2 separate regions of the Homo sapiens genome follow, and region 2 is linked to region 1. Evidence: chromatin loops called from intact Hi-C (ENCODE). Cell type or tissue: PC-3. All regions are shown on one strand.

What was found. Hi-C counts contacts between places; a loop is a spot of excess contacts. Peaks named below come from ENCODE experiments on the same cell type or tissue, not always from the same donor. Only the 100,000 strongest peaks of a DNase experiment are listed, where the experiment ranks them.
Region 2: it touches region 1 in a loop (2.4-fold over the local background); 3 of 110 quality-filtered maps call a loop at or near these places.

The regions. Positions count from the first base shown.
Region 1 is chr17:71,974,732-71,977,231 of GRCh38, reverse strand. No RefSeq gene overlaps it. Among named protein-coding and RNA genes, the nearest start is that of ROCR, 50 kb to the left of the region's middle. In PC-3, no CTCF peak of the experiment used is centred here; DNase peaks (open chromatin) are centred at 1,061, 1,731 and 1,831; H3K4me3 peaks cover 1,498 bases; H3K27ac peaks cover 2,350 bases.
Region 2 is chr17:72,029,218-72,031,717 of GRCh38, reverse strand. LINC01152 (long intergenic non-protein coding RNA 1152) reads right to left here and starts at 1,064. Exons shown (of 3, transcript NR_110132.1): 1 at 867-1,064. RefSeq lists an enhancer at 1,169-1,939. In PC-3, CTCF peaks have their summits at 944 and 1,153; no DNase peak of the experiment used is centred here; H3K4me3 peaks cover 1,156 bases.

The DNA.
Region 1 (2,500 bases):
CCAAAGTGCTGGGATTACAGGCGTGAGCCACCGCGCCTGGCCACACTCCACTTATTTCTTACCAAGCTTATAGGTTGCTTTGTTAGATTTCTTTTTTTACTATACATATTTGATTTACATATTTAATTTATAGCAATGCTGCATAGTAAGGAGGCTATCAATTGCCACTCAGTGAATATTTAATGAATAAAAAATGAACAAAGGAAAGCAAAAAGAAGAGAAGGGAGGAAGTAGAATGTGGAAAGTTGTACACTCTCTCCTCATTGCTCTGGCAGAGGAAGCTCCATTTCCATTCTCCTTGGGAGATCTTGAACTTTATCTCCAATCTGGACCCTTCCTATTAGAAAGAAGGGGACAGTCTTGAGGGAACCATGTGTACCACCAAAGGTAGGTCATGGGGGTCAGAGGGCCACCCCCAATGCCCAGCCCCACTTGGTACAGAGGAAAACACATACCTTATGGCCTTTGTTTAAAAAAAAAAGAAAAAAAAAAAGCCCTGGTTTCTGGGAATTAGTTCATCAATAAGGCACTAAGTTATTTCAGGCTCACTTACCAAATGCCTCTCCATTGTTCAGTAGTAACTAGCACGTGCATAGTAGGTCCAGAAAATAACATTTGGCGTTTTGATGAAGGAATGAGTGCAGGAATGATGTGTTGCTAGACAGCCCAAAGAAACACCAAGAAAACACCAAAGCAAATTTAAATAGTATAGCACGATCATTTTTTGATGATGGATGGCCTCAGTACTTTAGGCCATTCAGCAGCGTTACCCTGGGATTTTGCTCTAACCCTGTTCTCCTGGCCTTGCTACCAGGGCTCATGGGGGTAAATCTGGTCAGTCTCCAAAAGAAGGAGCTGATCATGCAGATTAGGCGCGTCGTGGGACCTGCCTGCTGGCCAGAGCCACTCGGCTTCTGAAACCTTCGTGAATCAGGAAACCAGCGCTCGGCACCCTCTGCAACTGCCCTTCTGGGCTCCCTTCCATTGCTCCTCCCAGCCTCTCCCTGGAACTGGGCAGCGCTGCTTCTGGCCAGGAAAAAGGAACCTCCTCTGAGTCAGAGCTGAGTGAGTAGCAGTTGCTTCACCCCCAGCCCCCAGGGCTTGGAGAGAGACCTGCTTTGTCCGCATGAAACTGCAGGCTTGGGCCAGCGCAATAGTTTGATGTGAATAAGCAAAAAGAAAAACGACCAAAAAAAAAAAAAAAAAAAAAAAAAAAAAACAAAAAACAAACACACACACACACACACACACACACACCAACCAAAAAGCCCCCCATGTTTCTTCAGATTAGATTTAATTGAAAACAACCATCCACCCCAACCACTTTTCGTATGTTGAGCAGCTTCTCCAGTTGTGGAGTCCAGGGTCTGAGTCTGAGTCAGAGAAGGGAGCAGAGGTTGTCCCCCACCAAATCCAGAAGTGGGGGGCTGCAATGCAAGAGCTCAGGACTATAAGTCTGTAAAACGCTGTGGGCCCCTGCACAGCCAGCCCTGTCAGTCTCCCTGCATCCTCCACTGAAACGAAAGGAAATAGAGAGCCGAGCCAAGCAGAGGTATAGGGGAGCCAGGAAGCCAAGGAGGGAGGCCAGCGGCTCTCCTGCCTCAGCAGACACCCGCAGGCTGAGCGAGAGAGCTTCCCTTCCAAACACTGCAAAGAGTCTCCGAGGAGGAAAAGGATCTTGCAGAAGAGCCAGGAAGCCAGGATTGAAACTGTTGCCGGCATTGGCAGGGCCCGGGCTGGAACTGTCTGCTCTCCTATCCTCTGGCTCAGTGGGAATCCCATCGCCTCTCTGACATCATGGATGAAAATCAGCCCTGGCTTTCATGTGTTGGGACCGCCCCACCCAGCTCAGTCCGGCCAGCTGGACCCTCCCAAAACGGGTTCTCTTTTGTCAGCTGCCTTTTATAGAACTATAAAACTAAAAGTTCAAGTACGAAGCCCTTACATCAGTCATCAAAAAAGGCAGACTTCGCCTCCCAGACTCCTTCTGCCTCTTTCCCTGCATTGTGGCTTCCTGCTCTCCGGCAGAGCTGCTAGGCTGCTGGCTTCCATTTCTCAGCCTCGTAAAGATCCTATAACACCAAATGGGGCATTAACCTGCCTAGGAGGGGGTTCTGGATCTGTGCTTTGGAATTAGGGGAAAGGGAAGAGAAGGGGGGATCTTACGCTGCAACTATGTGGGGGAAAGGAAAGATACTTCTGTAATAAAGTGAAATGGCATAGAGTTGGAAACGGGAAAAGAGACAACACAGGACCACAGTCGATGAGGCAGAGTGAGACTTCCGCCAAATAACTGTGACCTTTGAAATTTCAAACTGCCTCTCTAGGCATTTGAATCTCTTGGCCAAAGCATAAGTGAGTAGGGTGGTGGAACACCAGATGATCCTATGCTCAGCAGAGTTTAAAAGGGAGGGAGTATTAAACATGTTGGAGCTTGAGAAGAAGAGTGGAATTCTCACCTCCTCAGCTCAAGACCTGGGCCGTAGTGGGCACTAGATTA
Region 2 (2,500 bases), 54 kb before region 1:
TTTAGTGCCTGCAATTATGCCTGCCTCTAATCGTGTTCTGCTCTTTGTAGGATGTACCCTTTGCAATAGAAGCAACGGTTATGCTGGGTCATCTATACTTTCTTGCCCCAGGCCGCTTGTGACACACATTGGTGAGACAACTGGCCAGGATTAGGGGTATGATCTGTGACCCTGAAACAGAGTGAAATTGATTGGCAATGAGGGATGAGGGGGGTGATCCTATTAAAATTATAAGCACCGTAAGTATTCTAATATCTGACCCCTCACTGTAATGGATGTGCACCTACCTCCCAGCCATAAAAATGCTTCCAATAAAAGAATCAAAAACGAAAACATGCAGAAAAACTTTTATGTATGAGTGCATTTGTCTGAGGTGTCATCCAGCTGTAGCTTCAGAGTAGGGGTGCACATGTCAATTGAGAATGATCAGCCTTTGCTTTCTGTCTGCAGAGGCTGGCAAAGGGGAAACAAGCTGCATAGTTTAGTGCTGGCAAAATAAACCACTATGCAGTTATAAACAAGAGTGGGTGGGTGAGTTGAAAGATGGGTGGATGGGTGAGTGGGTTGGTCCCCTTCCTGATGTATAAAAACAGAACTCCTAGGTTTGGGGTTCATGTTACAATTGGACTCCAGGAAAACAGACTATACATTCAAAATCTAAACCAGTTTTAAAGTATAAATTAAAAAGTATTTTCCCTCTAGCACATTTAGATATTATTGTTTACTAAGAGAAAGAAGAACAGGCTACATGCCGTCTTCGATAGCTCCCTCATGCTCCTAGATCCACAAATGATACCAGGGAAGCCACTGCTTGCCTCTGTGCCTTTGGGGAGGCGGAGGTTGTAGGGGGAAGTCTGAAAGCTCACCATCACGGAGCTCCAACTCCTTCTTCCTGGGATGCGGCACTTGCCTGTGAAGCCACAGGAGGCTGGAGGGGTAGAGGCTGGGGGCAGGAAGAGGAGGAAGTGAGGAAGGGGGCGATGCCCGGGAGGGCTCTGGGAGAGTAACCAATTCCTTCACTGGGGGCAGGCGGGAGTCTCCAGGGTCACTATGGGGCAACCTGTGAAGGGAAGGGAGGAAAGGGATTTCCGGAAGTCTCCCGCTCTCCCTCCTGCCTGCTTCCCTCCTTCCCCTAGCGGTTGATTGCGAGGAGCAGCGGAAGGAAGGATGTATCAAACCGAAAGAAGAAAGAACCCCTGCCAGTCGCCCCCATGACATCCGACTCTGAACGGCAGCGATCTAGAGGCTGTGGCGTGTTGCAGATTAACAGCAGCGAGGGCAGGAGGCAAATCAGATGCCGCAGGAGCTGACTGTTTTCTTTAGCCCTGAGAGCTGACTGTAGGCACAGGTTGCATATCAAAGGCAACGGGAATCAGTCTGTGGCAATATTACATCAGGTCCTGGACTGGTGGTGGTGTTGGTTGCGGGGGTGGGCGGTGGGGTCCAAGTCCTAAAAGATGTCAGTCAAACACCAGCTGAGCTTCTAGACCTCCTTCTGTGGCCCTTCTTCTGATCAAGTATGCAAATAATAATACAGTCAGGCTCTACCTCCTGCAATTAGCACAGGGGAGGGCTGAGTAACTGGGAGGACTTAGCCTTCTCCCTGTGGTTATCTTGTAAGGCTTTGAAGTGTAACTTTTGTTTTGTTTTGCTTGCTTTCCCCCTGCATAGAAATTTCCCTTAAGGGAAGGGTGGGTCTAAACTACCTTTAAAATGAGTTTCCACTCCCTGAACAAGGCTTGTAAAAGCTTGAGAGAAAATGCCAGGGGAAAGCATGGAAACTTTCTGGGGATAAACTATGGGTCTCCACCTTTGCACTTAATCAGGGGACAGCCACTAACCCCAGTAGCTGCATGCTTTCTGCCACCTTCATCTACCTGAGCAAAACTTCAAGGACATGTTTATGCTGAATCTCCAGAGAGAGCAATAGAAGCCCAGCTTGAGGGAAATGACTGGACCTTGATTACTTAGGATAAAAAGAGATCAATTTATGGTAGGACTATCTATTTATGTCTGCACATTCATCAGGTTTGCCTAGGAAAGGAGTCTCAGAAAATGTGTTGGAATTGGGCACTTCTGATGTCTATCCTATTCCTTGTCTTGGTTGATAACACTTTCTCCAGTCCCCAGATCTCATTTTAGGAAATGAGACTTGTTATCAGGCATCCTAGAGCCTCCATATTTTTCTGAGTCTTTCTGTGTCTGCCGGCACCATTGACGTTGTTACTATTGCTGGTTTTCCTCTTATATTTTCTGTGAAAATGCTTAGGAGCTTTTAAGAACTGGTGGCCACCAGAGAGGTTAAACATTATAAACAATATAAAGCAAAGGAATCTTAGTGTGCTGTCTTTGGGGTGTGTCATTGCTGTACAGCTTCTCTTTTTTTCCTAAAAAACCCTAATCATCTTCTGTGGTGGGAGGGGTTGGAGTTGAAGGGATGGCTAGTTGAGGTGGGGGCAATTTGTGCTGTACCTGTCTCTGACAGTCTTTTAATTTTTCA